Regions from separate parts of the Homo sapiens genome. Here region 2 is linked to region 1. Evidence: read pairs that join two places in POLR2A ChIA-PET (ENCODE). Cell type or tissue: OCI-LY7. All regions are shown on one strand. Each heading gives the region's core, and the rest is flanking DNA. Links, peaks and the distances in the headings are about the cores only. Region 1 holds the start of VARS1 (valyl-tRNA synthetase 1). Region 2 holds the start of SLC44A4 (solute carrier family 44 member 4).

Region 1 (12,722 bases), core at 2,005-10,004:
GCCTGTAATCCCAGAACTTTGGGAGGCTGAGGTGGGTGGATCACCTCAGGTGGGGGAGTTCGAGATGAGCCTGGCCAACATGGTAAAACCCCGTCTCTACTAAAAATACAAAATTAGCTGGGCATGGTGGCATGCGCCTGTAATCCCAGCACTTTGGGAAGCCGAGGTGGGTGGATCACCTGAGGTGGGGACTTCAAGATAAGCCTGGCCAATATGGTAAAACCCTGTCTGTATTAAAAATACAAAATTAGCTGGGCGTGGTGGCATGTGCCTGTAATCCCAGCTACTTGGAAGGCTGAGGCAGGAGAATTGCTTGAACCCGGGAAGCAGAGGTTGCAGCAAGCTGGGATCATGCCATTGCACTCCAGCCTGGGTGACAGAGTGAGACTCCGTCTCCAAAAAACAAACAAAAAAAAAAAGAAAGAAGCAGGGGTGGAGCTGGAACCCTTGTGATTCTAAAGCTAGTCAAGGAGAAAAGATTTGAAGGAAGAGCCAAGGCAATATGGAAAAAGAACAAAGACAGGCATGCGTGGTGGCTCACACCTGTAACCCCAGGACTTTGGGAGGCCAAGGCGAGTGGATCACTTGAGGACAGGAGTTCGAGACCAGCCTGACCAACATGGCAAGACCCTGTCTCTACCAAAAATATAAAAATTAGCCAGGATGGTGGTGCATACCTGTAATCCCAGCTACTTGGGAGGCTGAAGCACGAGAATCGCTTGAAGCTGGGAGGGGGAGGTTGCAGTGAGTTGAAATTGTGCCACTGCACTCCAGCCCGGATGACAGAGTGAGACTCTGTCTCAAAAAAAAAAAAAAAAAAAAAAAAAAAGAACGAAGAGGAGGCTCCTGCCAAACAGGATAGCAAAAGTTCTAATTGTTAAAATAAGTTACTAAACAGGAACAAAATAGTACCTGGAAACAGATACAAGCAAATTTAGTGTTTGTGAAAGTTGGCACTTCCTATCAGTAAAATAAGGATAAACTATTCAAAATGTTTGAAACAACTAGCTAATTATTTGGAAAAAATCTCCCCCTTACCAATAGTCACAAAAAGAAACTTTAGATAGATTAAAGAATTCAAGCCAGGCACAGTGGCTCAAGCCTATAACCCCAACACTTTGGGAGGCCAAGGTGAGAGGACTGCTTGAGCCCAGGAGTTGCAGACTAGCCTGGGCAACATAGTGAGACCTAGTCTCTGCAAAAAAAAAAAAAAAAAAGCCAGGCATGGTGGCGTGCACCTTTGTTCCCAGCTACTTGGGTGGCTGAGGTTGAGGCTGCACCAAGCTATGATTGTGCTGTGATCATGCCGATGCACTCCAATCTGGCCAACACAGTGAGAGAGACTCTGTCTCAAAAATAAATAAATAAACAAATAAATAAAAATAAAAAGTTGATATAACTCTATTCCATTAAAGTAATGGGAGTGTCTCACATTTTATTTAAACCACGTTCACTGGAAAAAAAATGTGGCTACCTTAAGAGTTTTATAAGAAGTATGTGGCCAGGCACAGTGGCTCACACCTGTAATCCCAGCACTTTGGGAGGCCGAGGCAGGCGGCTTACTTCAGGTTAGGAGTTCAAGACCAGCTTGGCCAACATGGCAAAACTCTGTCTACTAAAAATGCAAAAGAATTAGCTGGGCGTGGTGGTGCGTGCCTGTAGTCCCAGCTACTCAGGAGACTGAGACACAAGAATCGCTTGAACCCAAGTGGTTGAGGTTGCAGTGAGACGAGATCGCGTCACTGCACTCCAGCCTGGGCGACAGAGCGAGACTCTGTCTCAATTAAAAAAAAAAAAGTAGTCATTCTGTTTTCATGTAAACAAACTTGGAGGCCAGGTATGGTGGTTCATGCCTGTAGTCCCAGCACTTTGGGAGACTGAGGCAGGAGGATTGCTTGAGCCCAGAAGTTCAAGACCAGCCTGGGCAACATAGCGAGACCCTCTCTTGATTTTATTAAAAAATTGAAAAACAGGGCCGGGCGTGGTGGCTCACGCCTATAATCCCAGCACTTTGGGACGCCGAGGTACGCGAATCACGAGGTCAGGAGATCGAGACCATCTTGGCTAACACGGTGAAACCCCGTCTCTACTAAAAATACAAAAAAAATTAGCCAGGCGTGGTGGTGGGCTCCTATAGTCCCAGCTACTCAGGAGGCTGAGGCAGGAGAATGGTGTGAACCTGGGAGGAGGAGCTTGCAGTGAGCAGAGACTGCGCCACTGCACTCCAGCCTGGGTGACAGAGCAAGACCCCATTTCCAAAGAAAAAAAAAAAATTGAAAAATTGAAAAAACAAAAACGCAAACACAAACGCAAACAACTTGGCCATTGTATGTTATGTGTATTTAACAGAACTGTTGGCTGGACGAAGTGGCTCATGCCTGTCATCCTAGCACTTTGGGAGACCGAAGCGGGAGGATCACAAGGTCAGGAGCTCGAAACAAGCCTGACCAACATGGTGAAACCCCGTCTCTACTAAAAATACAAAAATTAGCCAGGTGTGGTGGCATGCGCCTGTAATCCCAGCTACTCAGAAGGCTGAGGCAGGAGAATCGCTTGAGCTCAGGAGGCAGAGGTTGCAGTAAGCGCGCATCACTGCACTCCAGCCTGGGAAACCGAGAGAGACTCTGTCTCAAAAAAACAAAAAAAACAAAAAAAAAAACAGGCCAGGCGCGGTGGGTCACGCCTGTAATCCCAGCACTTTGGGAGGCCGAGGTGAGCAGATCATGAGGTCAAGAGATCGAGACCATCCTGGCCGACAGGGTGAAACCCTGTCTCTACTAAAAAAAATACAAAAAATTAGCCAGGCGTGGTGGCGGGCGCCTGTAGTCCCAGCTACTCAGGAGGCTGAGGCAGGAGTATGCTGTGAACCTGGGAAGCAGAGCTTGCAGTGAGCCAAGATTGCGCCACCGCACTCCAGCCTGGGCGACAGAGAGAGACTCTGTCTCAAAATAATAATAATAATAATAAAAATAAAAAAATAAAACATATAACTGTTTTCCTAGCTCTCAGTTACTTGCAAAATGCACAATCAAACATTATATTCCCAGTGCTCAGAGCAGAGGTGGCACATAGTTGGGCCCAGTAAATATTTTTTGACCACATTAATTTAGTACATAAGACACCAGAAAAAATTCTCAAAATTTAAATATAATAAACCCTGGTTTCCAAAAATGGTAAAGTTATTTTAAAATACTTTTTAAAAAGATTTGTCACCTAGAATATTACTTTGTATTTATCACTAATTAAAATATTAACAGTGAAAACAAATAGTAACAGAAAACAGGAGAAACATTTACAATTAACAGGAAAACTACCACACAATAATACAACAAAAACATTTACAATATTTAACAAAAAAATTGATACCCAGAACAGGTAAAGAATTCTCAAAAAAAAAATTAAAAAGAAAAAGAACGAAGAATCAATAGAAAAACGGGGAAAAGATAGATACAGACAATTCACATATGGGTAAACCTGACTGGCCAAAAAACATGAAAATAGGCACAACTTCAATAGCAATCAGAAAGGTACAAAGTAAAACAACAGAGGTATTTTTTTGCCCATCAGATTGGCAAAACTAATTAGGCAACCCTAATGCTCAGGCTTAGCAAGGGTGGGGAAATGAACACTCTCACAGCAATTCCTGGAGGTATCAATCAGCAAAGCCATTCTGCAGGGCAACTTGGCAGCTTCCGTTTGTACTTAATATAGGTGTGCCCCTGCCGACCTAGCAGTTTCACTTCTTGATAGCTACACCAGCGAAACCCTTCCACACATGCTTCAGCAAGCATATAGAGCAGGGGTATCCAATCTTTTGGCTTCCCTGGGCCACATGGAAGAATTGTCTTGGGCCACAGATAAAATACACTAACACTGGCTGGGAGCAGTGGCTCACGCCTGTAATCCCAGCACTTTGGGAGTCCGAGGCGGGCGGATCACGAGGTCAGGAGATCGAGACCATCCTGGCTAACATGGTGAAACCCCGTCTCTACTAAAAATACAAAAAAAAAATTAGCCGGGCGTGGTGGTGGGCACCTGTAGTCCTAGCTACTTGGGAGGCTGAGGCAGGAGAATGGCGTTAACGTGGGAGGCGGAGTTTGGAGCTTGCAGTGAGCCGAGACTGTGCCACTGCACTCCAGCCTGGGTGACAGTGCAAGACCCGTCTCAAAAAATAAATAAATAAATAAATAATAAAAATAAATTTAAAAAAATACACTAACACTAACGATAGCTGATGAGCTAAAAAAAAAAAATCGCAAAAAAATTCTTAAATGTTTAAACAAAGTTTACAAATTTGTGTTAGGCTGCATTCAAAGCCGTCCTGGGCCGCATGTGGCCCACAGGCTGCAGGTTGGACAAACTTGATATACAGGGATGTGCATTAGAGTAAGGTTTTCAACAGAAAAAAAACAAAAAACAAAAAACAGAATGAATCATTAATTAAAAAGTGACTCCAGGCCGGGAGCAGTGGCTCACGCCTGTAATCCCAGCACTTTGGGAGGCCGAGGCAGGCAGATCACCTGAGGTCAGGAGTTTGAGACCAGCCTGGCCAACATGGTGAAACCCCATCTCTACTAAAAATACAAAAATTAGCCAGGCGCGGTGGCAGGTGCCTGTAATGCCAGCTACTTGGGAGGCTGAGGCAAGAGAATCGCTTGAACCTAGGAGGTGGAGGTTGCGGTGAGCCGAGATCATGCCACTGTACTCCAGCCTGAGCAAAAAGAGTGAAACTCTGTCTCAAAAAAAAAAAAAAAAAAAAAAAAAAAAAGAATGACTTCACTATGGTACAGCCACACTATGAGATATTATGGAACAATTAAAAAGAAGGAAGTCAGTATGTGTGGTATGTGTGTAAGGACAAGGAAAGATCTCCAAGAGAAAGTATTAAGTGTAAGAAGAAAGCTAGATCATAACAAGTGTAATATGAACCCTTTATGTTAAAAAATAGAAAAGACTCACCCAAAAGGAGAACTATAAATTTCTATGGGTACGTGTATATGTAAGTAAATAGGAAAGATCTGGGAAGATACACATCAAAGTGATAACAATGGCTAAATCTTAGGAGGAAGTAGGTGTGGAGGGGGATGGTCAAGGAGATTTGAAACTTTAAATTTCTTACAAGAATATATTCATATATTTTGGTCAGTTGTGGTGGCGCATTCCTGTAATCCCAGCTACTTGGGAGGCTGAGGCAGGAGAATCACTTGAACCCAGGAGGCAGCGGTTGCCATGAGCCGAGATGGCGTCACTGCACTCCGGCCTGGGCAACAGAACAAGACTCTGTCCCCCCAAAAAAAAATATATATATTCATATGTTCCTAATTAAATTCAAAATAATGTTATTGTTACTAGAAAAAGAAGGGAGAGACTGGGTGTGGTGCCTCACACCTATAATCCCAGCACTCTGGGAGTCTGAGACAGGAGAATCACTTGAGCCAGGAGTTGGAGACCAGACTGAGCAACAAAGTGAAAACTCATCTTTACAAAAAATTAAATTAAATTAAATTAAAATTAAATAAAGAAAGAAGGGATAGAAGAGAGTCTGCAAGTGGCGGTGTTGCATGGGAGTACTGGACTAGGAGAGGAAGCTAAATGATCAGATTGGAATGACAGAGAGAAGTGTAGCACCACTGGGGGCAGAAGTGAGCACCAACCCAGAAGGAGAGAGGCTCGGGGGGCTGTCAGGGAAAAGGAGAGAGCCAGACTAGGCAGAGGGAACCAGAGGAAGGTGCAGATAGAAGCTCACCATCGAGTCAGGGAGTCCTGGATGGCGTTGGTGAGTGCATGGCCCAGGTGCAGGGAGCCTGTCACATTGGGGGGTGGGATGCACATCATGAAGACACCTCGGGGATTTGCTGCTGACACATTAGGACGCTGATGGTGGAGAAGGATGGCACATGTTTAAGGCCTCAGGTCACCTCTCCCAGCCCCTCCCAGGCAACACATCCTTCAGTCCTGCCCTTCCCCACCCCACCCACTCTGGGCCTGGGCAGCAGTGCCTACTCACCCCATACTCTGGCTTGAAGAAGCCCTGCTGCTCCCACCAAGGGTACCAGGCAGCCTCCACATACCGAGGGCTGTAGGAGTCGGGCATGGGGCCACTGACATCTGGGGGAGAGGAAGGGAGGGCTCAGTGCCGTGGCTGGGAGCACTCTGGGAAGGAGACGTGCTGGCAGAGAGGGATCGGGATCTCCGTCACTCACATCATAGGACAGGCATTTGAGGGGCCTAGAGGCAGGGCAGGGGGTCTGCAATTCCTCACCAAACAAAGTGGTGAGAGCAAGAATAGAGCAAGATAGGGTGAAAACTTAGAAGGGGCTGCTGAGGGGTGAGCCCCTTCCCACTCCTAGTACCTTTCTTTTCCCCGGGTGGGGTTGGGAGGTCATAGGTAATGACCCCAGGATCCCGTTTCTCCCTCTTCTCTGGTTTTGGTTTCTTCTGCTTGGGAGGGAGAAGACATAGGCCCAGGCATCAGCCAACCCATCACCGCACACATCAACTTTCCTTCCAGCTCCACCCTCGCCTCACCTCCCCTGGAGGTGGCTGCTGCTGTTGGATCTTCTGCTTCTGTTGGAATTTCTCTAGCTTCTCCCGTTTCTTTGCCTCTTTCTTGAGCTGAGCAGCTGTCTTTGGGAGGGCAGGAGCCTCGGGGCCTAGAGAGAGGTGCAGAAATTCAGACTCAGCCAGCTGGGGACCCTCTTGGACGGCCATACTAGGTTTCAGATGGGGTATTTTAGATGCCCGAGGTCTTGCCCATGCTGACCTCCCCCCTCTCCCTCCTCTCCCGCAGGACCCTGCCCCAGTGATTCTGCCATTTCTAGGAAAAAAAGAAAGTGAGTTGCATGGAAGGCCCCAGGGAAGCCCCTATCCTCCAACTCCTCGCCCTTCCTCACCTGGCTGATGAGAGAGAGGCCTGGCTCCTGAGTATAGAACCACTTCTCCTAGCACGGCTCGGAATTCTGGCTGCCGGACACACGTGACAAACCAGCGAGTCACATTATTCCAGATCCGGCGGGCAGGTGGGTCTAGGACCTGGAACAGGAAATAAATGACTCTTCTCAGTCACCCTACAGTGAGGTCTGAGGAGAGCAGTCTTGTTCTTCCCCAGGCCTGGTGACTCACGTATCGGAAAGGCAGCAGCAAGGCTGTGACAGCCGCCAGGTCAGCCAGAGTGGGGGCCTCCCCGGCCAAGTAGGTGTGCAGCCGAAGCCACTCCTCCAAGGGGCTCAGGGCCCTGCCCAGGGCCCCCAGCACAGCCTGGCAGGAAGGGGAAGAAGTGTGAGACAAGGTTTGGCCCACCTCCATCTCCCACCACAACCCAATCCATGTGGCCTCCCTCCACCCCACTCTCACAAATCACCACCTCTGAGTCCCATTTCTTCACTCAAATAGTCACAATAAAAATACTTCTGGGCGGATCACGAGGTCAGGAGATCGAGACCATCCTGGCTAACATGGTGAAACCTCATCTCTACTAAAAATACAAAAAAAAAATAGCCAGGCGTGGTGGCGGGCGCCTGTAGTCCCAGCTACTCGGGAGGCTGAGGCAGGAGAATGGCATGAACCCAGGAGGTGGAGCTTGCAGTGAGCCGAGATCACGCCACTGCACTCCAGCCTGGGCAACACAGCGAGACTCCGTCTCAGAAAAAAAAAAACAAAACACTTCTGACTCATCCAACAAATCCCTACTCAATACTTATGTGTTAGATGCAATATGTTAAGCATAGAAGTAAAGATTATATGAGGCATCTCAATAACTGCCAGGTTCAGAACATCAATAAATATGTATTAAGTACTTCTCCAGGGAATGAGAGGAAAACACGAACAGATGGACAGAACCCTGACCTGGTAGAGTTAACATTCTTGTAGGGGAACAACAAATGAGCAAATATAAAATGAAGTGCCCTATTTTTCTTAACTCCTATGAAGAAAAATAAAGCAGAATGAGGGGAACAGGGGCCAGGCGTGGTGGCTCACACCTATAATCTCAGCACTTTGGGAGGCCGAGGCGAGCAGACCATCTGAGGTTAGGAGTTCGAGACCAGCCTGGTCAACATGACAAAACCCCATCTCTACTAAAAATACAAAAAATTAGCCGGACAAGGTGGTGGGCGCCTGTAATCCCAGCTACTCAGAAGGCTGAGGCAGGAGAATCGCTTGAGCAGTGAGCTGAGATCGCACCATCGCACCGTGGCACTCCAGCCTGGGCAACAGAAGGAGATTCTGTCTCAAAAAAAAAAAAAAAAAAGAAAAGAAAAGAAATAAAAGAGGGGAACAAACAGGGAATTCCAGAAGAGAGGGACTCTATTTTATTTGTTTGTTTGGACAGACATTCTGAATGCAAGGACTCTATTGTAGATAGGGTGATCACAATATGAGGGAGCAAGTCAGGGTCTGCCACATTCATTCATCCATTCAAGAAATACTAATTTTCCATCATGTGCTCAATACCATGCAAGGAGGCAGAGTTGAAAGTACACCAAGGCACAGGTCTCCTTTGGAAGGACTGATAGTTACAATCTGGCAGGGTTATCTCTCCTCTCACTTACCTTCCTCATTTCATTTCTCTTTTATCTCCTCCCAGCAATTGTCATCTCTCCCTCACCCAGTCTTTTCCTACAATTCAAATAACTTCTATCCTCATCAATTTCAGACTCATCAAACTTTTACTAAGAGACTTTAAAAGTGCCTGGCACTAAACTATGTGCTCTGCGCACATCTTTTAATCCTATTAACTCAGTGAGGCAAGCATTACATCAACTTGCCTGCGTGTTCATAGACATAGGAAGACCAAGACACAGCGGGTCTATGAAACGTGCCCAGGGTTACCATACCAGTTGGCAATCTGGGATTTGATCACTCTTTTCCCACATCTGATGTACTACCTTCTTGTCTCATTGTCCATTCCAGTCCTCGCTTCCCTCCTCTGAATTTCTCCCCTCCCCCTCTTCTGTACAACCCCCTCACCTGGGGGTCCTGGGCCGAGCTTCGGAGTCCCAGGGCCGGCAGCGTTGCTCCACAGGCAGCTGGTATTAACTCCGTGTCGGCGTAACTGACCCACTGTTGGACAAGGACAGCCGCCCGGCTGCCCCCTGGGCCCCCCAGGCCTGCTGGCCACAGCAGCTGGGCCACAGCCGTGGCCCCCCACACCCAGAGCCCACCGGGCCCCTGCTCCAGGGCCGGCAGGCGGGGTGGGGGAAAGGGAGTCCTGCTAGTCGGGGGTGGCTGGAGACAGATGCGGGGGTGGGCTCCTCCCCATCCGGGACCCTCCCCAGCCTCCCCATAGCGAGCGGCTATGAGGGCTCGGAGGCTGGGGAAGGCATCTGGGTGAGGGGAGACGTAGAGGGTGGACATAGTTATGAGAAGGTCCGAACGAAGTGGAAAAACCTAAGGAGAAAGAGAGACAGGGGAAGACTGCGGGATCGAGGTGGGTCCTATGTTTGAGTAGAGAGGGGACCCTCACGGGAGCTCCTTCGCCGCAGACACCCGAGTCCCATAGGACTGAGGGTCTGACCAGGCAGGCTGTCAGGAGCCGAGGACCTGGCTCTCAGAGGGGCAGTGTCAGTGGGGAGTTCCTGGGGAAGAGGAACTATCCACCATCGCGGGGCTTCGGGGAGTGTGGAAGGCTCTCAGGAGCGGGTCGGCGTCTGGTTGGATGCGGGTTCGAGCCGCGTGTACGTACTGGAGGGAGATGGTCAGACTGGGCCGGGAATCCACCTCACAGCCAGGCGCCGGCCGCGGCTGGACCGGCCGAGCGGCCCGGGCGGAGGAGTCGAGCGGGCAGAGACGGTGGGCGGCTCTCCAGGTGACCCTAGTTCCCTAAGATCGCCGCCCCGGCAGCCGGCGCCCACGTGTTCCCCCCTTTGTGACAGGGAGCGTTTCCGGGCCTGCGGGTCCTGGCGGGGGCGGCCGTGCCCCGCCTGCGAGTGCGCGCCCGCCGTGTCCGACACTGCCCCGGGGGCCGCGCGGCTCGCCGCCCGCCGGTCTCACGAGGAACAGCGCGGGGCGCGGGGCGCTGGGCGCGGACGCAGGACGAGAGGACACCCCTGAGCACGACGCTCCCGTCAGGCGCCGCCACGGGCACCTTGTGCGGGTCCTCGGCCGGGTGGCGAGGGCGGCGCCCAGCGGGCAGCTAGGGAACTGGCCCAAGAGGGTCGGCCGGCCCTGCCGGTGGAGGGCGTTCCCCACCCGGTAGCGGGGAGGTGCCCAGCAGGGAGCCGCCTGATGAGGACCGAAGGGGAGGTCCATTTGCCGAGGCCCTGGCGTCCAGCTTCCTCTTTGAGCCTCATCTCCTCATGTATGAAAAAAGGGTGACGGCCGGGCGCAGTGGCTCACGCCTATAATCCCAGCACTTTGGGAGGCCGAGGTGGGCGGATCACCTGAGGTCAGAAGTTCAAGACTAGCCTGGCCAAGGTGGTGAAAGCCCGTCTCACGCCTGTAATCCCAGCACTCTGGGAGGCCAGGGCGGGTGGATCACCAGGTCAGGAGTTCAAGACCAGCCAGGCCAAGATGGTGAAACCCCGTCTCTACTAAAAATACAAAAATTAGCCAGGTGTGGTGGCAGGCGCCTGTAATCCCAGCTACCCCGGAGCCTGAGGCAGGGAATTGCTTGAACCCTGGAGGTTGAGGTTGCAGTGAACTGAGATCGTGCCACTGCACTCCAGCCTGGCGACAGAGCTGCAGTATTTGTAAAAATACAAAAATTAGCCAGGCGTGGTGGCACACACCTGTAAGCCCAGCTACTTGGGAAGCTGAGGCAAGAAGATCACTTGAACCTGGGAGGCGGAGATTGCAGAGCTAAGATCACACCACTGCAGTCCAGCCTGGGTGACAAAGTGAGACTCCATCTCAAAAAAAAAAAAAAAAAAAAAAAATTAGCCGGGCATGGTGGTGGGCATCTGTAATCCCAGCTACTCAGGAGCTGTGGCAGGAGAATCGCTTGAACCGGGAGGCGGAGGTTGCAGTGAGCCAGACCAAGCCAGTGCACTCCACCCTGGGCAACAGAGTGAGACTCCCGTCTCAAAAACAAAAAGGAGGGTCACACTAGATGGTCTCTAAGGGTCCCTTAAGGCTGAGAAGTCTCATCTGTATCATGAACTCATATTTGCTGAATGAGTGAATGAAGTTTAGTAATTCCCAGTCACAACTTTTCTCTAAAATATAAATTACATCACTTGTATTTATCTTCTATACATATTCAGAAAACATGAACTGATTTGGTTGGATTGGTGAAGTCTGGTAGCATGAAATGTATCTTATGACACTATCACATTAATGGAAGGACAGCAAGCACTCCAGTTGCAGGTATGGTATAAGCAAAAGGCCACAGGGAGAACATACAGGTAGGGACATGTTGGGGAAACATGGTGTAGAGCAACTGTATTATATGCTTTATACCAAGGAGAGTAGTGGGAAGCTGAGTTGGATTCTTGGCTGGGTTAACGCAGAGTAACAGGGGCTTGGATGAATTCGACATCCTTTTCCATGTCCCAGCCCCCTGCCCAACACATAGTAACAGAACCAAAACACAAATTTGCATCATAAATTTTATTCCCGATGCGGGACAGATTCCTTCCATCCCCAAATGAATCACATGCTGCCCTGGAAAGACCTAGGAAACTCTCCTACCATCTCCAGAGAAGTAGTGAGAAAGGCAGGTGCTGGGGACTGGGAAGGCTTTGAAGTTTCCCAGCCTACTTATCCTCCCCTTCTCAAGAGAGGATAGCTGTTCCCTATTACTCCTCTCATCCACTCATCCCTTAAAAAAAACCCACAAAACCATCATTAGTAAAAAAACAAAACCCCTTCAAGTATTGGGGGTTAGGGGTTCTGGGCTGGGACTTGGGGTTATGGGTCACCAATGAAAGAGGGAGGGGAAGAGGAGGAGGAGCCATCACTGTTTCTGCTGCAGGGCTTCCTTCCTTGCCGCATCCTGTAGCAACTGTGTGTCGACCTCATCTGCTGGCAGCTGCACGTATCGGACCACTGAGCCCCGAATGAAGCAGTTCTTCACTGATAACTAGACAAAGATGGACAAATATGAAAACACCCTTAAAAATGTCCTCTAACCACCCAGGGGCCTCCTGCTTTAGAGGTGTTTCCTCTTCTCCACAGACCCCAACTCACCATGTGAGGGTATTTCTCAGGGTCTGTGACACTGATGTCAGTTAGTTTGATGTTGAGATACTAGGAAAGGAAGATGAACACCATTATTATTATTATTTTTTTTTTTTTGAGACAAGAGTTTTGCTCTTGTTGCCCAGGCTGGAGTGCAATGGTGCCATCTCGGCTCACTGCAATCTCCGCCTCCTGGGTTCAAATGATTTTCCTGCCTCAGCCTCTCGACTAGCTGGGATTACAGGTGCCCACCACCACGCCCAGCTAATTTTTTGTATTTTTAGTAGAGACGGGGTTTCACCATGTTTGTCAGGCTTGTCTTGAACTCCTGACCTCAGGCCTCGGCCTCTCAAAGTGCTGGGATTACAGGCGTGAGCCACCGTGCCTGGCCGACGAACACCATTATTAACCCTAGAGACATGATGTAAGAACCCAACCCTTAAGTCTCCCCTCTCCTTCTCCAGGAACCAATTCTGGGGCCCGTGCTATATCTCACCTGATCCACAGAATGGAGGGTTCCACAGATGCTGTCAAGGGCAGAGGGAGAGAAGAATCAAATTAGTTTATAACAAAGTCAACATAGAGGTGACTTCAGAGCTGGGATG
Region 2 (11,603 bases), core at 3,604-11,603, 84 kb after region 1:
TGGAGCTGCATGTGGTGGCTCACTCCTATAATCCCAGTACTTTGGGAGGTTAAGCCAGAGGATTGCTTGGGTACCTGACTACATCGGGGCAACCCCAGGAGTTCAAGACCAGCCCGGGTAACACAGCAAGACCTTGCCTCTACAAAAAGCTTAAAATTAGCCTGGCGTGGTGTCATACGCTAGTAGTTCCAGCTGCTCAGGAGGCTGAGGTGGGAAGATTGCTTGAGCCTGGGGGATGGAGGTTGCAGTGAGCTGAGATTGCACTGCTGCACTCCAGCCTGGGCAACAGAGCAAGACCCTGTCTCAAAACAAACAAACAAACAAACAAACAAACAAACAAACAGGAGTAGGCTGAGACTCAGAGGGTGAAGTGGTTGATGGTCCTCAAGTCAGAGCAATGTCCTGGGGAGGGGTGGAGTAAGTCCTGGTATCCAGGGCTGTCTCTCCCAGCCTCAGTTTCCCTCCCCACATGATGGATGGCTCAACAGGAGTACCAGGTATTCTGGGAACTGGTTTCTTCTAGCTCTGCTGGGGGTTGAGTGTGTGACCTTGCACAAGTTTCTTGCCCTCTGTGGCCTCAGTCTTCTCTGCACAATGAGGAATGTGGCCCCTACAGCCCCTCACCCCTACTAGTCCCGCCTCCATGTCCCCTGCTTCCTCTTACCGTGGGGTTGCATGATGTATTTATTGGCACTTTCTCACAGCCGGGGGAGCTGATGTTGGATGCCCAGAGCACATACTGGGGTTGCCCCGATGTAGCCAGGTACCCAGAGGGGAGTCAAGGAAAGCATGATCACACGAGGTCTCCACAGGTCACTCGCTCCTTAGGGACCTGTTCCTAGGTGCTTGTGCAGATCGTTTGCTGCACAGAGAGGGCTGAAATTCAGCCTGTGTGCACCCTTTCAACTCTGTTCAGGCACAGTGCTGGTGTGTCTGCCCAGAGAAAGGGGCACCTCTTCCAGTGACACCAAGGCACTCTACAGGGCAAGTATTGCTTTGTTTTCCATCACCCCCCAGGACTCCAAGAGTGGCTGGCTGCGTGGGCAGAGGATACAGAGCAGTCATGGCCCAGTAGGCAATGCAGATGAGGAGGAGGACAAAGGTGACCAGTGGGTAGAACATGGTAGACATCATCTGTCCCACAGCCCTGCAGGGAGACAAAGCTGTTAACCGGCACCGCCCCAGCTGTCCATCTTCTCAAGGGGCTGACCCCGGCCGGGCGCAGTGGCTCACGCCTGTAATCCCAGCACTTTGGGAGGCTGAGGCGGGCGGATCACGAGGTCAGGAGATCGAGACCATGCTGGCTAACACGGTGAAACCCCATCTCTACTAAAAATACAAAAAATTAGCCGGGCATGGTGGCGGGCGCCTGTAGTGCCAGCTACTCCGGAGGCTGAGGCAGGAGAATGGCGTGAACCCGGGAGGCGGAGTTTGCAGTGAGCTGACATCGCACCACTGCACTCCAGCCTGGTCGACAGAGCGAGACTCCGTCTCAAAAAAAAAAAAAGGGGGGGGCTGACCCCTCTGCCCTCACTGGGGCCTGCCCCACTCCCCCAGGGTGGGACCAACAGGGTTAGTGACATTGTCTTTCATATCTGTGTCCTCAGGGCCTGGTGCAGGGCTAGGCATACTGTAGGTGCTCACTGGATAAACAGAACTGAATAAATCAGGCTCACAGGACCCTTAGAGGAAACTGGGGTCACAGAGAAGCCACCTGGGGCAGCTTCGGGTGGAGTAAGGGAAGATCACCCCCAAGCGTGATCCCTTGGCAGGTGTGTGTGGCAGTTCCTGATCGGGAGCAAGCTGCTGCCCCTCCTGGCCCGGATTCCTGCCGTTCCACTCAGCCACCACCACTCCCACCAACCCCTCTAGAAGGCCTATGTCATATTCCAGGCACTCATTGAATCCTCAAGACAACCCTAGAAGGCAGGAATTATTGTTACCCCCATTTTACAGATGGGGAAGCAAAGCCACAGCAGTGTTCACCACTGTGCTATATTCCTCCCTTCTCCTCTGAGGCTCCCTGCCACCTCTCTAGCACCCCCTAGGTCCCCTAGCACTCCTGGGTCCACGCTGTCCTCAACCCCATCTCCCTCCCAGGCAGGCCCTAACTTGCTGGCCTCCTTCAGGAGGGCGATGGCAATACGAATCCGCTGCCGCAGGAAGATGAGCATCAGCAGCAGGATGGCTTCAAGCACCGCCAACACGATCACTGCAGAGGACGGGGCAGACAGACCTAGGTCAGGGCCAGGGCTGGGGCCGGGCATGGCCCAGGGCGGTCCTTGGGCAGCTGGTGGCTTGGGGGTGGGCAGGACACTCACGGGCGGCCAGCCAGGTCTCCTGCACGCTCTGGTAGGCACTGAGGTTGGTGGTGAAACCCAGCTGGGAGATGGAGGCGCCCTTGTCCCGCAGCACTCGGTACTCCTCCCAGCAGTAGTAGATGCCGTATGCCAGCACGCCCAGCACTCCCAGGATCAGCACCAGCACCAGGGGCCCAGCCACCAGGCGCAGAAGCAAGATAAACAGTAGGCTCAAGACCAGAGCCACCCCCAGGGCACTGTAGGCAGGGTGAGGACAGTGAGGTTCAGCCCTAGCCCCTCAAATCTTTCCCCTTACAGAGGCCCTCCCTGCCTTTCCACACACCACCCAATGTCCCCAGATTAGGCCTCTTTCCCTTATAAATCCTGTTGGTCTTGGAATCCATTCGGAGCTCTGGCTCCTCCTCCTCTGTCCAAAGCCTGTGTTTCAGACATTGGGCGAGGGGGTAGAGGATCAGGGAGGAAGAAGGCAAGGACACAAGAGGAGGGGAATCTGGTGACTCACACAAGAATCCAATACCAGGACTGGGCAAAATCTTCAAAGATCTTAACACTGATGTCTCGGGCATTGAGGCTGTCAATAAGACCGCTGTTGGGGAGACAGAGTCAGATGGGGCTGTGGGTGGAAGGGGTGTGGCCAGGATGTGGGGGAGGGAGGTGCCTACCTGATCCCCTGCTGTATGGTGGTGTCATTGGTGATCCCTGGGAGCGCCGGTGGAGTAACGTTGGTCCATGGAAAGCAGCGCCCCAGAGCTGGAAGGGAGAGCCGGGCTGCTGGGTTGGGGGCCAGGAGCTCTGCCTGGAGGGTCTCTGGCCCCCTCCCAGTCCACAGTGCCCTTAGGGGAGGGAAGGGTGATGGGCCTTGCATCCCTCAGTGGGCTGCTTTTGATTTCACAAATGGGCTTCTGCCCTGTGGAGCCCAGTCTATCCCCTGCCTCCCCTCCCTGTCGTGCCTTGGTTTGGACCCTCCTCTCCGCTGGCCTCAACTCTTAGAACACCCTGTCACCCTTCCATCCACCCTCCACCCGAGTGGAGTGCCAGGGAGACCGTGGCACTGCCTGGACTTCATCACTCCAGGGTTCTGGGTCCCTTTGTGACTCAGACATCTCCAGAGGCTCTGCCCCAGAGACAGCATCCACACTCCCTGGCCAGGCTTCCAGGCTCTCCTGTGCAAATCCAGCCCATGTTCCCTTCTACTCTGTACCTTTGCTCTTACTGTGCCTCTCTCTCAGGGCTCTCTTTCCACCAGAAATCCCATCCATGACTCCCTGTTCAAATCCAGCTCCATCTCACCTCCTCCAGGAAGCCTTCTGACCTTATCCCCACCTCCTTTGGCAACTGTTATGTGCCTACAGAGCCACTTACTGCCATCCTTGCAACAACTTTGCCAGGCAGCCTTGCTTTGTCATTTATTTATCTATTTATTTATTTATTTTCTTATTTTTGAGTCAAGGTCTTGCTCTGTCACCCAGGCTAGAGTGCAGCTGCATGATCATAGCTTACTGCAACATTGAACTTCTGGGCTCAAGCGATCCTCCCCACTTAGCCTCCCAAGCAACTGGGACTATAGATGTGCACCACCACACTTGGCTAATTTTTAAATTTTTTGTACAGATGGGGTTTTGCTGTGTTGCCCAGGCTGGCCTCAAACTCCTGGGCTCAAGCAATCCTCCCACCTCAGCCCCCCAAAGTGTTGGGATTACAGGTGTGAGTCACCTCACCTAGCTTATTTATTTTTTAGAGGCAGGGTTTCTCACTCTATTGCCCAGGCTGGAGTGCAGTGGCACAATCATAGCTCACTGTAACCTCCAACTCCAGGACTCAAGTGATCCTCCCGCCTTAGCCTCCTGAGCAGTTGGGACTACAGGCATGAGCCACTGCACCTCACTGTCATTTACATTCTAAAGATGAGGAAACAAGGTTCAGAGAGGTTGCATAGTTGGGTCAAGACCATAGGGCTGGAAAGTGCTAGAATTTATATTCAGATCTACTTGACTTTGAAGTATTCACTTGAGATACTCCTTACTGTACTTAAATTGATAACTGGATATCTCATCTTATGCTATAAATTGTCTAATTTTTTTTTTTTGAGATGGAGTCTCACTGTTGCCCAGGCTGGAGTGCAGTGGCACCATCTCGGCTCACCGTAAACTCCGCCTCTGGGCTCAAGCAATTCTCCTACTTCAGCCTCCCGAGTAGCTGGGATTTCAGGTGCCCACCACCACACCTGGCTAATTTTTGTATTTTTAGTAGAGACGGGGTTTCACCATGTTGGCCAGACTAGTCTCGAACTCCTGACCTTGTGATCCGCCCGCCTCGGCCTCCCAAAGTGCTGGGATTACAGGTGTGAGCCACTGCTCCCGGCCTAAAATTTTTGTTTGAGACGGAGTCTCGCTCTGTCAGCAAGGCTAGAGTACAGTGGCACGATCTTGGCTCACTGCAAAGCTCACTGCAACCTCTGCCACCCGGGTTCAAGCAATTCTCCTGCCTCAGCCTCCTGAGTAGCTGGGATAAGAGGTGCATGCCACCACGCCCAGCTAAGTTTTGTATTTTTAGTAGAGATAGGGTTTCGCCATGTTGGCCAGGCTGGTCTCGAACTCCTGATCTCAGGTGATCTGCCTGCCTCAGCCTCCCAAAGTGCTAGGATTACAAGCATGAGCCACCATGCCTGGCCTAAAAATTGTTTTATATTAAAAATGACATTTGCAACTGGGTGTCGGGGCTCATGTCTGTAATCCCAGCACTTTGAGAGGCTGAGGTGGGAAGATTGCTTGAATCGAGGAGTTCAAGACCAGCCTGGGCAACATAGCAAGACTTCATCTCTTAAAAAAAAAAAAAGACATTTGCTACTGGAAGGAAGAGCACACTGTAAAAGAAAAAAAGTTCAACTGTGATCCTACCACCCAGCCACGTTCACTTATAACATTTGAACAAATATCCTTCTAGCCTTTTCCCTGTGCATATATAAAAATGATATGTGTGCAGGCTGGGCGTGGTGGCTCATGTCTGTAATCCCAGCACTTTGGGAGGCCAAGGTGGGTGGATCACGAAGTTAGGAGTTCAAGACCAGCTTGGCCAAGATAGTGAAACCCCGTCTCTACTAAAAATACAAATTTAATAAATAAATTTAATAAATAAAATAAAAATAAAAATTAGCCGGGCGTGGTGGCGGGCACCATGTGCTGTAATTCCAGCTACTCGGGAGGCTGAAGCAGAGAAGCGCTTGAACCCGGGAGGCGGGGGTTGCAGTGAGCCGAGATCACGCCACTGCACTCCAGCCTGGGCAACAGAGGAAGACTCCGTCAAAAAAAAAAAAATGTGTGTGTAGATTCACCCATGTATGTTTTCATGAGATTTTCATACAGTCTCTTTGTGAACAACTCTAATCTCTTCACCTAGAATGTAGCTGAAGCAGGGAGCAGTTGTTATCCCTGCCTCTGTCCCCAGCACCTGGCACATAGTAGGTCCCCAAAACACTGATGGTCTGACTGCAAGGCCACATAACAAAGAGCAAAATGAAGACCTGATGCTAATTCCAATTTTGCCACCAACAAGCTATGTGACTTCACTCTCTCTGGGCCTGATTTCTTCATTCAAGCAATGAAAACACTGGACTAGATGACGTCTGAGGAAGGAATCTGTGCTTCTCACCTGGAGCAGAGGGGAGGAGGAAACTGGGGCAGAGTTCCTGTTGCAGGCTTGTGATCACCGTCTGTGGCAGGAGTGAAAGGACAGACACACAGACACAGAGCAGGATGAAGAAGCAGGTCCCCTCACCACCACCATGGGGCTCAGCCTGTCCCACACTCCCCAGGAGAGCCAACCTGGTGATGATCTACCCAACTCCCCCTCCCTCTCGTGCCCACCCTGGCCCTTCTGGGCGACAGTGATGAGGTTAGGGGCAATATTCACCATATTCCAGGGTACCCCTGGCAGACAAAAGTTCCTGTTTTTTGTATAGAAGACTTCCCCAACAGTCTGTGAGAACTCGTTTTTTCCCACAGTCCATGGGTCCTCCGGGCAGGAGGACACACACACCTGGGTGCAGAGAGAACACTAAGGGGCTGGAACCTGAGACCCTGGGTGAGATCTGGGGTAGAGGCAGGTCCCAGGCTCTGACCTGGGGTGTGGGGCACTGTAGGCCGTTCTCAGCAACTGAGATGATGTTGCTGGACAGGATGCAGCTGAAGATGTTGAAGTACAGGAGATACGGCTTATCTCTGTGGGAGGGGAGGGACCATGTGCATCAGGGCCTGGTCAGGTGTTGGGGGAGGGGAGGGACCACTAGGGTGGCTTCTCAAGAATACAGTGGGCCCAGCCCAGCGTGGCCCATACCAGTCACCTCCCAGCTCCTGGCCCTAGCTCAGCTGGGGAGGTAGGGAGATGCCTAGAAGATCTCTCAGAGTAAGTCACCATTGCAGCAGCTGACAAATAGCTCAGAGCATGAACTTGGAGCTCCACAACTTCATATCATCTTTATGATCTTGAGCAAGTCACCTGTTCTCGGTCTTAGTTCTACTCCATATAAAACAGTAGTGCCTACCTCATGAGATTTCAATGCGCTTGTGTGTGTAAAGTTTACTGCCTGCCTGGAACATAGTAAATGCTATATAAATATTTGAGGTTTTATTATTTATTGGACATCTGTATGTGAGGACTGTTGGCATTGCTTCTGGAATTCCCCTTGAATTTCAAATAAGGAAATCAAAGCTCAGAGAGCTTGAGTAACTTGTCCAAGGCCACACAACCAAAACTTGGTCCAGTTGGGGATCCAAACACCAATCTCTGAACTGTAAAACTCATACACTTAACACGACTCTCCACTGCCTCCCATTTCTGGGGGGACTCAAGAAGCTAACTGTCCAGCAATGGTTCTTAACGTGGCCTGGAGTTGTCAGATTCAGGGAGGCTGAGGTGGGGTGGGGACAGCAGGGAAAGGCTGTGGAAGAGCACGGACAGGTCTGGAGCCTGAGTTGGGGGGGTGTCTCCTGCCCACCCTACCTCGCCTCGCTCCTGCACTCCTCTTCTCGCCTTTGTACTCACTTGTTCTCCCCCATGCCACAGTAGGCCCCAGTAGAGTTCCTGGGGTAGAGGACTTGCCGGGGGTCTCCATACAACCAGGCTGCAGACAGAGGCACAGATGAGTCATTGGAGGGCAGGGACTTAGTGGGGCAGTTATGGGAATGGTCCCTCCCTGGGTTCCTGTCCCTCACCCACTGCCCTGGCTCTGAGCAGCTGGAAACTCACCCACAATCCCCACCACGATGTAACCTAGAATGAAGAGCAGGAAGAGGACGCAGCAGATGACATCTGTGCAGCTTCTGAGAGAGAAACGAAACGGGAGGCTGAGCTAAGGAGACTTGGGGAGGTAGGGCTTATGGTCTGGAGGGGTTAAGGGTTAGAGAGTTGGGTGATGCTGCAGCATGGGCATCAGTAGGCTTTATTTTTATTTTTTTATTGCTTTTACTTTTTTATTTTGAGACAGGGTCTCACTCTGTCACACAGACTGGAGTGCAGTGGTGCAATCTTGGCTCACTGCAGCCTCTGCCTCCTGGGTTCAAGCAATTCTCCTGCCTTAGCCTCCCGAGTAGCTGGGATTACAGGCGCGTGCCACTACTGCCCGGCTAATTTTTTTTAAATATTTTATTTAGAAAACCTAGCCAGGCACAGTGGCTCACGACTGTAATACTAGCTACTTGGGAGGCTGAGGCAGGGCAATCCCTTGAGGCCAGGAGTTTGAGACCAGCCTGGGCAACATAGTGAGATCCCATCTCAAAGAAATTAGCCTGGTGTGATGGTGCATGCCTGTAGTCCCAGCTACTCGGAAGGCTAGGGCAGGAGGATCACTTGAGCACAGGAGTTCGAGCCTGCAGTGAACCCCCATCTCCAAAACACAAAAAGAAAGAAAACCTTTTTCTGGGTGGGTAAACTTTCTTCTGAAGTAAAAGACAGAAAAGCACACAACTCGCAAGGGCTCAGCTGGGTGAGTTCTCTCGCTTGTGAAGCCGGCACTTAAGTCAAGAAACAGAACATCCCCCCAGAACTGGGAAGCCCTCGATGCCTGCTCCAGACACAACAATCCCCCCAGGGCACCACCCATCTGGGGCAGGAGTTTCTCTTTTTCACAAGTTTCCTACTAATATTTTAGCAAATACAAAGCAAATACTGGATTCCACACTGCACCCACCACCCCCGCCAGCCCCCGGAGCAGTGCCCAGAGCTCACCTGTTCTTGATGGGGCCTCGAAAGGAGGGGTCGTATTTGACTGGCTTCCCTGAGGGACATGAGAAGAGGTGTGGAGGATGAGTCTCTCTCTGCATATCTTGTCCTGCTGAGTCCTCCTAGCCCCAGGATCCTACCCAGGCCTCAGGTGTTTGGAGGGAGATGGGCTAGGGCAGGACTGGCAGGAGGGGAAAACTGGGGAGCAGGAAAGGTAGGATCCAGGCCTGGTCAGCAGCTCAGCAGCTCCCTGGGAGCTCCACCCAGGCTGCCATGGGGAGGGGAAGGAAGGCCTTTATAGTTTCCGGCTCACATCTCAAGGCAGTCAGTCTGGGAAATGGCCTTGGTCCCCTGCCCTACCCTGGCACGGTTCTCCTGAGTCTCCCTTTAGCTGGGATGTGGGACTCCCAGTGGCTCTCACTCCCTCATTCTCATCCCTGCCTCCTCCCTAATCCCTCCCCAGGGACCACACAGACCCACAGCCCCTCAGGGAGGTCATGGCCTCTTCCCCTATCTGCCCCAGGCCCTACCTTACCCTCTGGTTCAAGGCTATGGGGAAAGAAACTGGAGACAAAGGTGTCAACCCCAGCAGGGCCTGGGGAGGGAAGCGGCCCTGTACATCCTCACTCTGGTGGGACCTCAGTCCCCTGGCCACAGTGTGCTCCGGGCTCTGGGCCAGCAGTCAGAGTGACACCTGAGCCCAGCCATAGAGATTGCAGGCACGTTGAGTTCCTGGTCCTCCCTGAGTACACACACAGGGAGGAGGAGGGCTGGGCAGTCAGGGTTCCTTGTGGGCACTGAGGAGGGAGAGCCGAGGGCTGGGCAGGAGTCTGGGAAGGAGCGGGTGGGGTCCACTTTCCCCAGGTGCGCTGGACTCTGTCCCTCCATGGCTCATGGACAATGATTGACCTGAAGCCGCTCCAGGAAGTCTACTCGGGAGTCCTCACTGCCTGCTCCCCTATGGCCCTAAGGGACTCAAGCCTCTCCTCGAGAAGGTCCCTCATAGGGGTTCCTTCCCCTTCAGACCAGAAGACCAGGGGGGCCTCCGCAGGTGAGTCCCCAGCCTTCACTGCTCGTGGGGATCTGGAGGCCAGTCCCCAGCTCCCTCTCTCCTCAGAACCCCAGCCCCTTTTCCTTGCAGATTCTGGAAACAGGCTCCCTGCTGTTTCTCCCCTCAGGCTTCACCCTTCACAGGAACCCCAGGGGCCCTGTCCCTATTCCTCAGAGTACCCCAAGACCAGCTCCTGCTCCTAGCTCCTCACAGAGACCCCTAGGCAGGACCCCAGCCCCCTTTCCACAAAGACCCTCAGCCCCAACTCCTCACAGGGACCCCCAGCAGAACCCACTCCCTCTGCCACTTCTCCCAGAGACCCTGGCAGGCAGAGGCCAGCCCACTCAGGGTCCCCTCACTCCTCAAGGGAGCCGGCAGACCACAAGCAGCTTTCGCCCTCAGAGACCCAGACTCCAGGCTGAACCTCCTCCTCCTTACAGGGACCCTGGCCTCACTGGTTGCAGGCTCTGCAGCACAGGACACTCCCAGCATCCAGCCCTATTCTGCTCAGGGCCCCAACCTGCCACCTTCCATCTCGGCTTTGTTTCCTAGGGCCCTGCCCTTAGGGACCCAGAGTCCAGGCCTGAAATACCCCCCTCCTCCCAAGGACCTCAGCCCCAACTCTTCAGAGGCACCCAGCTTCACTCCCCATGGGCTCCCCAGCAACAGCCCCAGCCCCCGGGCCCCATCCTCCTCCCAGGACCCTGACTCCCTCCCTCCATGGCTCCCGGTTCCCGGGCCCTCCCCTCAGGGACACAGTACTCTCCTTAGTTCCTCTCCCTGGAGCCAGCCCCAGACACCATTCCCAAAGTACCCGTCCTCCCCTCCCTCCACAGGGTCCCGGGCCTCGCCCCAGTCTCACCGTAGGCCTCGTCATCCTCGTCCCGCTGCTTTCCCCCCATGGCTCAGTCTCCGGAGTGATTGGAGCCCTGGAGACCTGGCGTCTCACCTGCTGCCCGCCCCGCCCTCCCACACGTCACAGCCCCACCCCCGCCTGTGGTCCCCGACACACTCTAGTTCCTTCTTCTCAACTTTGTGCCCAGCGGGCTGGGGAGCTGGAGCCTGGGACGGGGGCTCAGGGCTATTTCCTGGGGGCACTACGGACCACAGTGAACGACCTGGCATGCTCTGATAAGAAAACGCTTTATAATCTCGCCAACTACCTTAACTGCCGTACACTCCCAACACGCTCCCGCCAAAGATTAAAGTGTGGAAATTGGACCTGTTTTTTCCTTTTTGAGATGGAGTTTCGCTCTTGTTGCCCAGGCTGGTGTGCAGTGACTCAATCTTGGCTCACTGCAACCTCCGCCTCCTGGCTTCAAGCGGTTCTCCTGCCTCAGTCTCTGGAGTAGCCAGGATTACAGGTGCCTGCCACCACGCCCAGCAAATTTTTTCTATTTTGAAAGATGGGGTTTCACCAAGTTGGCCAGGCTGGTCTTGAACTCCTGATCTCAGGTGATTCGCCTGCCTTGGCCTCCCAAAGTGCTGGGATTATAGGTGTCAGCCACCGTGCCTGTGAAACTGGATCTTCATAGTGGCCCCCCACCTCCCTGCCCCGCACTGGGCGGCCATCACACCAGCCACACCTGTCCAGCCTGCTTCCCATCCTATTCTGGCCCTTGGACCCACATTCCCTCTAGCCAAGTATGCTTTCTCCCCACCCCAACACAAAAATCGCAGTTTATTACCAAACCCAACATTTATTGAGAACAAAAGGAACCAGTTGGCATAGAGGCCCGACTTCAATTCATCAAACTTCAACTGAGGATGGGGAACACGGGGGGTGGCCAGCCCTGAAGTTGCCCTCCCAGGGAGGAACCAGCTCTGGGAGGGAGGGGCTGTCAGACCTCCAGGGCCTGGCTGGGATCTCTGGTCAGGAATGTGTGAAAGGGTGGTGGGGAGAGAAGATGGCAGCACCCCCAGGCATGGGCTGCGAGCAGCTGGTGGCAGAGGAGGCGGCTGAGCTGTGGCCATCCATGCTGGGGAGAGAGGGTGTGGTCCGTTCTCATGTGTTG

Evidence for each region. ChIA-PET counts read pairs that join two places held together with the same protein. Peaks named below come from ENCODE experiments on the same cell type or tissue, not always from the same donor. Only the 100,000 strongest peaks of a DNase experiment are listed, where the experiment ranks them.
Region 2: POLR2A ChIA-PET joins it to region 1 with 16 read pairs; 15 of 35 experiments call an interaction of 5 or more read pairs at or near these places.

Annotation. Positions count from the first base shown.
Region 1 is chr6:31,785,864-31,798,585 of GRCh38, forward strand. VARS1 (valyl-tRNA synthetase 1) reads right to left here and starts at 9,889. Exons shown (of 30, transcript NM_006295.3): 1 at 9,683-9,889; 2 at 8,968-9,387; 3 at 7,123-7,257; 4 at 6,894-7,032; 5 at 6,529-6,653; 6 at 6,354-6,438; 7 at 6,008-6,108; 8 at 5,747-5,874. The coding sequence starts at 9,354. It overlaps LSM2 (LSM2 homolog, U6 small nuclear RNA and mRNA degradation associated), which reads right to left. Exons shown (of 5, transcript NM_021177.5): 3 at 12,614-12,644; 4 at 12,127-12,186; 5 at 11,533-12,019. The coding sequence ends at 11,894. RefSeq lists a silencer at 5,487-5,647 and enhancers at 6,143-7,342, 9,487-10,341. In OCI-LY7, for the core only: CTCF peaks have their summits at 5,628 and 5,844; DNase peaks (open chromatin) are centred at 3,728, 5,618, 8,778 and 9,868; H3K4me3 peaks cover 3,008 bases; H3K27ac peaks cover 2,763 bases.
Region 2 is chr6:31,868,491-31,880,093 of GRCh38, forward strand. SLC44A4 (solute carrier family 44 member 4) reads right to left here and starts at 10,507. Exons shown (of 21, transcript NM_025257.3): 1 at 10,451-10,507; 2 at 8,544-8,592; 3 at 7,566-7,639; 4 at 7,362-7,440; 5 at 6,439-6,538; 6 at 6,231-6,356; 7 at 5,970-6,030; 8 at 2,984-3,071; 9 at 2,824-2,907; 10 at 2,322-2,557; 11 at 2,113-2,212; 12 at 1,055-1,147; 13 at 665-767. The coding sequence starts at 10,490. EHMT2 (euchromatic histone lysine methyltransferase 2) reads right to left here. Exons shown (of 28, transcript NM_006709.5): 28 at 11,269-11,603. The coding sequence ends at 11,594. It overlaps EHMT2-AS1 (EHMT2 and SLC44A4 antisense RNA 1), which reads left to right and starts at 9,318. Exons shown (of 5, transcript NR_174947.1): 1 at 9,318-9,588. RefSeq lists an enhancer at 1,788-2,721. In OCI-LY7, for the core only: no CTCF peak of the experiment used is centred there; no DNase peak of the experiment used is centred there.